Regions from separate parts of the Homo sapiens genome. Here region 1 is linked to region 2. Evidence: chromatin loops called from intact Hi-C (ENCODE). Cell type or tissue: sigmoid colon. All regions are shown on one strand. Each heading gives the region's core, and the rest is flanking DNA. Links, peaks and the distances in the headings are about the cores only.

Region 1 (5,371 bases), core at 185-5,184, 330 kb before region 2:
GGCTTTCTACACTGTCATGCCCACCTTTGAGTGGTGTCTTTGCTTTGACCCATTTTGCATACTCACAAACCAATTATCACACACTCCTTATTCTGAGCCCACAAAAAGCCCCGGGCTTAGCCATATTGAGAACTTTCCTGCCTTGAGGTAGGGGGACCACCCCCATGTCCCTTCCCCGCTAAAAGCTGTTTAATCACTCAATAAAACTTTCCACCTTACTCTTTCAGTGTCCACATGCGTACTTCTTTCTGGTCATGAGACAAGAACCCAGACCTATCTGAGCTAAGGGGCAAAAAATCCTGCATCACCTGTAACAATTTGATTGAGTCTCACCAACAAAATGATGATGATGTTAGCCAAACACAAAAGAATTAATACTAAGTGATTCTCTTATCAGGGTCCAATAAAGAGAGAGAAGCTACACCAGTTATTCCAAAAGAGTGAGTAATATAAAGAATTACTGGGCCGGGCGTGGTGGCTCACACCTGTAATCCCAACACTTTGAGAGGCAGAGGCGGGCAGATCACGAGGTCAGGAGATTGACACCATCCTGGCTAACACGGTGAAACCCTGACTCTACTAAAAATACAAAAATTAGCTGGGCGTGGTGGCAGGCGCCTGCTGCTCGGGAGGCTGAGGCAGGAGAATGGTGTGAACCCGGGAGGTGGAGCTTGCAGTGAGCAGAGATCGCACCACTGCACTCCAGCCTGGGCAATAGAGCGAGACTCCGTCTAAAAAAAAAAAAAAAATTATTATTGACGGGCACAGTGGCTCATGCCTGTAATCCCAACACCTTGGGAGGCTGAGGAGGAAGGATTGCTTGAGCCCAGGAGTTTGAGACCAGCCTGGGCAACATAGAGAGACCCCATCTGTACCGTGTGTGTGTGTGTGTGTGTGTGTGTGTGTGCACGCGCACGCGTGCGTAGCATTCAGCTATCAACCAGGAGGTTTCATTTAGTGTAACCCAGCAAGTACTCACAGAATTTTTTTTTTTTGAGACACAGTCTCACTCTGTCACCAAGACTGGAATGCAGTGGCGCAATCATGGCTCAATGGAACCTCAACCTCCTGGGCTCAAGCAATGCTCCCACTTCAGCCTTCTGAGTAGCTGGGACCACAGGCATGTGCCACCACGCCCGGCTAAATTTTGTATTTTTTGTAGAGAAGGGGTTTCGCCATGTTGCCTAGGCTGGTCTTGAATTCCTGGACTCAAGCCATCCGCCCACCTCGGCCTCCCAAAGTGTTAGAGGCGGAGGTTGCAGTGAACCAAGATTGCACCACTGCACTCCAGCCTGGGCTACAGAGCGAGACTCAGTCACAAAAAAAAAAAAAAAAAAAATGTTAGGATTACAGGCGTGAGCCACCTCACCCATACAGAAATGTGATCCACACTGTAAGACGCGCCTCTTCTTGAAATACTTACCCGATTCTTTGTTCTCTCACTGATCTCTGATCTCTCCACCTTCCCAAGTCTTGGAAAACTTGTCTTCTGATTTCAGAGTTAACCCTTAATTACGTAGAATCTTCCATTGTCATGTATTACATTACACGTGCTGGTTTTATCTTCCCAACTAGAAGATAAACCATAGAATCAGAAAAACAATTTTATCATTTTATTTCCAAAATTACATAGCCCAGGATTGAACTGTCCATAAACATCTATCGGATGGTCAGCTTCAAAACTAACTGCAATGCTGATGAGTTAAAATAGCTCCTTTTGTTGGCACCAGATAATAGATAAACATGAGAAGCCAGTGCAGTGGCTCATGCTTGTAACCTCAGCACTTCGGGAGGTCTAGGAGGGAGGATGGCTTGAGCCCAGGAGCCCATAGTGAGCTATGATTGAGCCACTGCACTCTAGTGTGAGCAACAGAGCAAGACCTCGTCTCTATACAAAATAAAATTATACATTTTTTTTACATAAGAAAACTTGAGAGAGATCATACTTTTGGGTTTCTTTATTAAAAGAAAGAAGACCAAAAGGTGACCCAAGTAAAAGTGTACACCCCTTAAGGGAAAAAAAAATTATTTTCATTTAAAATCGTTTTCTTTATCTTTAAAGTGAAAGTGCCATATCTGGCTTCCTAAGGAGGAACCACAAACCGCGTAGACTCAGGCCAGCCGCTGGGCCTGGGCCTGTGTGTCCCTCAGGCGGCGACCTTTGGCCCACTTCAGGCCGGCCGTATTTACCAGCTTAGAGGCGCCGCGGCGTTGGCGAGTCCTTTTTCACCCACCCCTTCCCTCCGTTCTCAGGCTTGAACTTGAACAGGCACTCATGACTCAGCAAACGGTACTTGATAGGGTTCTTTACACGTCAGTCAGGCTATTTTTTAAAATCACTCTTCCTGGAGATCTTCAAACCAGAAGCACCGCGGGCCCTCCCCAACGGGCTTCTGCTTACCTCCACTACGTGATGCAGTATGGCCCCCGGGAGGCCGCCCCCAGATTCTAGAGGGGCTTACCCCAGACACACCCGAAGGACCACCTCGTGACCTCAGAGGAACAGCCCTAGACCCAGGAGAGACTGCCAGACACCCCCGTGGCAGCCCGCCAGGGCCCAGCTCTACTTGTCGCCTGGAGGTGCTGCCTCCCTTCCACGCCGCCCCAGGGAATGGCCGCCCCTCTGGGGCTCCTCCCAATCCCCCTTCCCAGGACTGACAATGGCCCGGCGCCCTGCTTTGGGCCAGGATCGGCCTCGAGCCTTCCTCACTAGCGGCCAAGAGCCGGAAACCTTGCGTCTCAGATTCCCCGGGTCTGTGCACCCCCACCCCAACCGGTCTTCCCACCCAGGCCCCCCCTGATGCCAGCTGCGGGCCTGGACCTAGCCCGGGGCCCTGCCCCTCCGCCCCTCTCGCTGGACAGCCCAGGCCGGCGCCCGAGGGATAGGCTCGGGAGCGCGGGGAAGACGCTGCAGCCGGAGCTGGAGCCAGGGCCCACCTGTCCAGCGCCGTCCTGAGCTCACACAAAGACCCTTCCAGCCTCACCGAGGCCGCGAGCCCAAGCCAAGATCTTACAGATGTCAGGAAGTCTGGTTTAAAACCCATTGGTTAAGAAACTAATGACAATTTTTTTTTCTTAATAGGAAATCTGGGTGACTAGAAAATAGAGGGAAGGGAGACATTTTCATAACACCCTGTCACCTTTGCATTTCATGCACATGCAGAGTTGCATTCATATTATTAAAATATCTTTTTAGCTGGGCGCGGTGGCTCACATCTATAATCCCAGCATTTTGGGATGCCGAGGCAGGTGGATCACTTGAGGTCAGGAGTTCGAGACCAGCCTGAGCAATGTGGCGAAACCCTGTCTCTACTAAAAATACAAAAATTAGCCCAGGCATAGTGGCGGACGCCTATAATCCCAGCTACTCCGGAGGCTGAGGCAGGAGAATCATTTGAACCCGGGAGGTGGAGGTTGCGGTGAGCCAAGATCATGACACAGCATTTCGGCCTGGGAGACAGAGCCAGACCCTGTCTCCAAAATAATAATAATAAATTAATTAAAATAAAATAATATCTTTTTGACCTGGTGCTGGTTGCATAGGTATGGTCAGTTTGTGACAGTCCAGTGAGTTGTATGTTCAGGATACATGTATTCTTCTGAATGTGCATGTACTTCAGTTAAAGGTTTCCAGAAATAAACCTTTGGGTGAGGAGCAGAGCGCACTTCATCCTGAAGGCATAGGTGTGCTTTTGGGCCACCAGTAAACGGAGGTCATCCCACCTGTCATCCCACCCGGGGCCTCCTGTGCTTGGACGGAGATAAACAACATCCCTGCCCTCATTTCTGTTGCCTTCCTTCCCCCAATCGTGGAGTCTTCCCAGGAGCACAAACTCAGTGCATTCCTACTATCTAATTCCCCTATGAAGCTGGCAAAGGCTGGAATGTTATTTAGATTTTGACGGAAAATCATTCATAGCAATTCAGTTACTCAACACCTACTGAGCCCCAGATTCCTGCCTTTTAGTACAAACACTTTGTTCTCTGTTAAAAGCATTCCATGCTATATAGCACTGGCCATGCTGTGTCCCCTCTCTCTTCCTGCCACCCCCAGCACAAGGCTCTACCAAAAACTCGAAGACAACAAGCTAAATGTGGTTTGGTATGTAGAATCTTATTACTTGCTGTGATTGCACTGCTTAACATGAAGCATCATATTGACTTGGGATGTTATGAGAGGTACTAAAGGAAATTTACTTTGTCAGTTTTCCAGCTCTAACCCCATAAACTCTGGCTTCTAATAGAGTGTGGTGGTTGGTAAATGAATCTGGAAGAACAATCAATGAGACATATAAGGATTTTTAAAGGAGAGGGGAATATAATTGCAACCTAGGTGAAGAGTTTCAAGATTTAGGTAGGTGCCCATTCACATAATAGGCTAGACTATATGATTTAAACAATTGGTTGGGGATAATCACATACAGTACGGCACATTAAAATTGGTAAGAAGATAGGGCTGGGCATGGTGGCTAATGCCTGTAATTCCAGCACTTTGGGAGGCCGAGGTGGGTGGATCACAAGGTCAGGAGTTTGAGACCAGCCTGACCAACATGGTAAAACCCCGTCTATACTAAAAATACAAAAATTAGCCAGGCTTGGTGGCGCATACCTGTAATCCCAGCTACTCAGGAGGCTAAGGCAGGAGAGCTTGAACCCAGGAGGCAGAGGTTGCAGTGAGCCGAGATCGCGCCACCGCACTCCAGCCTGGGTAACAGCGAGACTCCGTCTCAGAGAAGAGAGAGGCTAATAGCTCAGAAAAGGGAGGGAAATATATTGAAAATCTTAGTGCAGGACAAGAGTGTTTTAAACAAAAAAGTTCTTGGTAAAGATGAAGGTAAATTAGATACATGAAAACAAACTCATGGTATTTACTAAAGTGGTCTACAATCTGTATTACCTCTTCAGGGCCCCTTGGCTGCTTTCACTCATGGACTGCTTGTGTTTCTTGGGAGAGGAAAAATTAAAATTGGTGTGACATAACTTGCTTGTAGTAAAAAATACAGGCTATTTCAAGACTACCAAGAAGCCAGCTCACATCAGCTACATCTCAACAATAGAAAATAATCATTCTGAAAAAAAGGCCCCGCCAGCAGGGTGGCTCATGCCTGTAATCCCAGCACTTTGGAAGCCAAGGTGGGAGGATCACTTGAGCCCAGGAGTTTGAGACCAGCCTGGGCAACATAGCTAGACCCCCGTCACTGCAAAAATTAAATAATTACCTGGGCGTGGTGGTGTGCACCTGTAGTCCCAGCTACTCAGAAGGCTGACCTGGAAGGATCTCTGAGCTGGGGAGGTTGAGGCTGCAGTGAGCCAAGGTCATTCCACCAAACTCCAGCTCCAGCCTGGACAACAGAGTGAGACCTTGTTTAAA
Region 2 (5,371 bases), core at 274-5,273:
TTTTTTTTTAAGAAAGAGGGTCTCACACTGTCCCCCAGGCTGGAGTGCAGTAGCACAATCATAGTTCACTGCAGCTTCCAACTCTTGGACTCAAGCGATCCTCCCACCTCAGCCTCTGAAAGTGCTGGGATTATAGGCATGAGCCACCACACCTGGCCACAAAGTCTTTCTTGAAAGACAAGTTCAGCCTTCTTGTTACTAATTTGTATTCTCTGATAAATCCGATGACACCACAAGCAGCCATGGAACTCACGACAGCCCCCACACTGGAGGCACCGCCTGCTAGGGACCCTGTTGTGGGTGCTGGGGGCAGTGGGCCCTCCTGATGAGACAGCTGCCCAGGCTTGGCTATCGCATCCCCATGGGCTCAGTCACTGCTGAATGTCCTGCTACTACCTTAGGAAGGGAAGGGATTTCAGTAGCAGGGCCCCTAGAACAGCCCAGCAGCCGAAGCCCAGGACACAGCACACCTGTGCGGGTGCGGCCATCTGCTCCACACAGAGCTTGCCAGCCACTCAACAAGCAGGCCGCACTTCAGGTGGCTCATGGGAGCCGTGCTTCTTGCGGTGGTCTTGGGCCAGCAGCAAGGGGGTCCTCAGGGAGCTCACAGAGACCTGCTCCTGGCCAGACCCACTGCCACGGCAGCTGCATCTGTGCCAGCCCTGGGACACGTGCACTCTGAGAGTCAGACAGCCATGCTCTAAATGTCAGCCTGGCCTCCTCCGAGTGCCTTTTGGTGGGGGGAGTGAAGTATTCCCATCCTGTCTGTTTCTCACTGGCCCAAAATCCCAAGCTAAAGCCTCCCCATCTGCCTCTGCCACAGGAGTCTGCTGCGGTTCCTGTCCTACTCCGCCCAGGTGACGGGACAGTTTCTCATCTATCTGGGCACATACATGCTCCGGGTGCTGGATGACAAGGAAGAGCGGCCATCCCTCCGGTCACAAGCCAAGGGCAGGTTCACGTGTGGATAGGGATGCAGGCTGTCGCCGGCTCTTGAGCCAAACACTGTGTTTCGTTTGGCTCAATGACGAATGTTGAAGATGCTTTTATGTTCTGAGCCACATGCACTTGGAGGCCGCTGGTCACGCTGCTCAGGAGTGGTGCCCAGAAAAGGAAAGGGCTTGGTGGTACATGAAGTGGGGGCAGTGGGCAGGGTGCCCTGGGGGGGAGGCATAGAGGGCCCTGGGGGTCATGGGAAGCGAGCACGCAGCAGGCGTGCCCAGGAGCGTGTGCATGTGTCAGAGCCATTTGGTCCATCATCTCCTGCAATAAACCCATCGCAAGAATGACCTTCAAGATGTGTGACACTTCCTGTGTCTCCTTTATCTCTCAGAAGAGCAAAAAGCAAACAAAACAAAACAAAACTATCAGAACAGCAAAAAAAAAAAAAAACTTTATATAGAAGCAAAACTCATCCAGGAATATTCTGCTAACAGATATAATCTCTCATAAGTCTTTATTAGTGCCACAAAAATAACAAGCTGCAAAATGTTATTGTATGTTTTTTTCAAACATGGATTTTTAACAGGCTCAAAGGGGCCCTCACACTGAAGGACTCAAATTGTGGAGGTCTTCAAGGACTTTTTTACTTTTTCACTTGTGAAAGTGAAAGGACTTTACTTTTTCAGCCTCTTTTTTCTTTTTCTTCTTTTTTTTTTTTTTTTTTTTTTGAGACAGGGTCTAGCTCTGTCACCCAAGCTGGAGTACAGCGGCCTGATCTCGGCTCACTGCTGCCTCGACCTCCCTGGGCTCAAGCCATCCTCCCACCTCAGCCTCCTGAGTAGCTGAGATTACAAGTGCACACCACCACCCCTAGTTTTTTTTATTTTTGTAGAGATGGGGTCTTGCTATGTTGCTCAGACTGGTCTCAAACTCCTAGACTCAAGCAATCCTCCTACCTGGGCCTCCCAAAGTTCTGAGATTACAGACGTGAGCCACCACACCCGGCCCAGCCTTTTTCTTAAAAACCAAAAAACAACTGCTGCACCCTCAGCTGCAGATTCTGCCTGCAGCCAGGTGGGGCACCGCGTTGCCAAGGTGGAGCTGTGCCTCATGCTGGCTCAGCTGCGAGGAACCTCCTGTCCGTGGCTGGGATCTCTAGCTGCAGGCACAGCTGGACGAAGGCAATCAGACAACATTGTAAGAATCTGTCTCCCACTCTCTTGGATCTGATTCCCTGCAGGGAGGGGGGACCCCCTCAAGTGGAAGCAAGTGCAGACCTCAGGCCCTGCAGCAGGAAGCTCTGGGCTACACCTTGTCCCCCCATTGGATGTCCTGGGTTACACCTCATGCTGCAGACACAGCAGCTGGTGGCTCTGCCAGGCTGGGCCACACACTGAGTCCTGGAGCCACCCCAAAGAGAAATAGGGTGCTGTTCCTAGAATCAGGGGGAACAGATGCTAGAAGAAAAATATTTCCTGATTAAGAAATGATGCCTTGGAGGCCTTTTCCTTCCCTAGCCACCAACTCTGGCCACAGAAAGACACCACAGTGTGTCCCGGAACCCTAGAGGAAGAAAAACTCTCCCCTCCCCTACCCCCTTCCCGGGGCTCCCAGCTGCTGCTCAGCCGTTCCCGGCAGGGATGGTCCTCCCTTCACAGACAGTTTGCAGTCCCCTTTGAGAGGCCCCGTGACCGGCGCTGAGTCCTGGGCTCTCACTGTGTCTGAGCCAGTTCTTGGAGAAGCTGGGCCAGGCCCCACAGCAGGACAGACAAAAGGAAAGGAGGTGGCGTTCCTCAAAGCACAGGCTCTTCTTTCACACTGCGAAAAAAACAGGCACTTTCAGTATTATCCCTTCTTGCCTTCCAGAATGAGCTGCGCTGCTGGTAGAGCGAGGGTTACAAAGAGTGTTCAGGCACAGGCCGTCTGCTGTGACTTCAAAACATTTCCTATATAAGGAGCTCCTGACCGCCCTGCCCACCTCGGGCCAGCAGGAGAGGAGGTGAGGAGGAGGGCTGTAGCCAGGCGTGTGGCCGGCCTGGCCGAGGGGCGCTCACTCCTGCCTCTCACTGACTCTGGGCTTGCGTCACTTCCCAAGGATTCCACCGGCCTGGGCAGTGACTGCCTGGCTTCCAAAAAAGGAATTTTCACTCCAGTGCCTGATCCTGTTGACTCAGCCCCTGCCCTCACTCGCTGAGAGGCCCTAGGCCTACGTCCAGATGGTGGGGAAACTGTGGGGGCCCAACCTGTTCGAAGGGAGGAATTGGGGAAGGGACGGGCTGGCCTTCTCCCCATGGGAAAGGGGAGGACATTCAGAAGGACCTCTTGGCATTTGGGAGCTTCTGAAGGAGCTGCGGCCACCGCCGCCCTGTCTCCTGTGCCCATGATTCACGGAGTGGCCCGGGACAGAGCAGCCTCTTCGCAGAACCCTCAGGGAGGCTCCAGGCCTCAGGGAGGAGGCAGCAAAGGTTGGTTTTGCTATTGTCAAAGTCTTCAGTGGGCCCTTGGCCAGGAGACTGGTGGAATTGAAACCCACTCCCTTAGGGGAAGGGTCCCAGCAGGCGTGGCTGTCTTGTCTCTGGTTCGGATTAGGTGACAGGCACTCCAAATGTGACACTTTCTCGTTCTCATCTTAGTTTCTCTATCATCTGCATTTAGCCCGCTAGCTCAGACCAGGATGTGCCCCATGCAGGTGAGGGTGGGTGGGGAGAGCCAAGGCACTCCAGCGGGCTCAGGGCCTGGACCCTGTGAGGCCTGGATGCCGCCTCCACCTAAGCCTTCAGCTGAACCCCCAGGGTGGCGTGTGTGTCCCTTCAGGGGCTGAGTGTTCGTCTGTGTGTCTTTGATGGGGCCAAGCAGAAGAGCTCGAATTGGAAATTATTCACTTCTAGAATCACAATTCAGAAAAAAAGAAATGGTTCCCATGAGCCCAGGTTTCATGCTCCTGCAGTCACTACATGGACCTGGACGTCACTCCTATGACCTCTTTTTCAGGCGCACAAACACAGGTAGCTGCCATGAGCATCCCACGCGCATGCGTCCTGGTGTGTTTCTGCCACATGATCCGTAGGCTAGATTCAAGGAGCACTTTCTGCCAGCAGCAGGGAACAGAGTGCAGGCCTGGGATGAACTGAGGACATCAGAATGAAATGCTCTAAGAGCCATGATCTCATGGCCAGAGACAGACTCTGGCTAAAATCACCTGTAGTGACCAGACTTCACAGCCCAAACCACTGTCTTCATCCATAAAATCAGGATCCAATCGACTTGGTCCAGGAACTCCATTCCCAGACAGATTTTCTTGGCCCAGATTTTAAAAATGTAAACACGGTCCCTCTTCCAGCCAGCACTTTTCAGCTGGCCAGCCACAGCTTGCCCTTCTCCTGCACCCCAAGGAAACTGTCACCACCCGCCAGGTCAGGAGCCCAGCTCAAAGCCATGGCGTAGGCCTCTTCAGGACTAGGATTCTAAAACGGGGGTCCATTTCCCCAAAGGGAAGTTCTCCTTTCTCCTCATGTGATGAGGTGGGGGCGGCTCATCAAGCCACATGTGGGGGTGGGCCTCCACCCAGGATGGCACTGTCCCCACACAGGGTCTCCTGGCTCCCACTCCCTCCTGTGTTATAAATTGTAGGGAAAGAAAACTGTGGCCAGCACCTTTCTCTACCATCACCTCCACGGGGACAGCTATTCCTTGCTAGAATTACCAGGCCCCCTCCAGCAGCAGAGGCCATGGGGCTACCTGCCTGCCCTCCAGCTCTGACAGCCAGCTCTCAAGTCCCAGTGGGCCAGGAGGAGAGCTCTGTCTTCCCCAAGATTTTATTGTATTGTGGCAAAATCAACATAACTTTTTTTTTTTCTTTTGAGATGGAGTTTCGCTCTTATTGCCTAGGCTGGAGTACAATGGTGTGGTCTCGACTCACTGCAAACTCCGCCTCCTGGGTTCAAGCGATTCTCCTGCCTCAGCCTCCTGAATAGCTGGGATTACAGGTGCGTGCCACCACACCCAGGTAATTTTTGTATTTTTGGGGTTTCACCACATTGGCCAGGCTAGTCTTGAACTCCTGACCTCAGGTGATGCACCCACCTTGGCCTCCCAAAGTGCTGGGATTACAGGTGTGAGCCACCATGCCTGGCCAACATAACATTTTTTTAAATGTATCTTCCACCTCAGCCTCCCAAGTAGTTGACACTATAGGTGCACACCACCACACCCAGCTCATCATCTTTTTTTTTTTTTTTTAGATTTTTTTTTTGTTGTTAGCAACAGGATCTTACTATGTTGCCCAGGCTGCTCTCCAACTCCTGGGTGCAAGTGATCCTCTCACCTCAGCCTCCCAGAGGACTGGGATTATGGGCATGAGCTATTGCTTTTAAAATCTGATGATCAGTGCAGTGCCTTTTATTCTGAGCCTCCACTCCACTGAGTGGTC

What was found. A loop is a pair of places that touch in the nucleus more often than their neighbours do. Peaks named below come from ENCODE experiments on the same cell type or tissue, not always from the same donor. Only the 100,000 strongest peaks of a DNase experiment are listed, where the experiment ranks them.
Region 1: a loop joins it to region 2, with 4 times the contacts of the local background. A loop is called at or near these places in 3 of 110 quality-filtered maps.

What each region holds. Positions count from the first base shown.
Region 1 is chr18:11,945,163-11,950,533 of GRCh38, forward strand. It overlaps LOC101927511 (a long non-coding RNA gene), which reads right to left and starts at 3,021. Exons shown (of 4, transcript XR_007066296.1): 1 at 2,938-3,021; 2 at 1,424-1,571. RefSeq lists enhancers at 1,904-2,672, 2,240-2,369, 2,693-3,440 and a cis regulatory region at 1,997-2,784. In sigmoid colon, for the core only: no CTCF peak of the experiment used is centred there; DNase peaks (open chromatin) are centred at 1,198, 1,809 and 2,209; H3K4me3 peaks cover 1,560 bases; H3K27ac peaks cover 970 bases.
Region 2 is chr18:12,276,300-12,281,670 of GRCh38, forward strand. It overlaps CIDEA (cell death inducing DFFA like effector a), which reads left to right. Exons shown (of 5, transcript NM_001279.4): 5 at 824-1,296. The coding sequence ends at 971. Among named protein-coding and RNA genes, the nearest start is that of CIDEA, 25 kb to the left of the region's middle. RefSeq lists enhancers at 1-596, 1,398-5,352. In sigmoid colon, for the core only: a CTCF peak has its summit at 2,908; DNase peaks (open chromatin) are centred at 1,052, 2,662, 2,982, 4,002 and 1 weaker place; H3K4me3 peaks cover 2,369 bases; H3K27ac peaks cover 2,194 bases.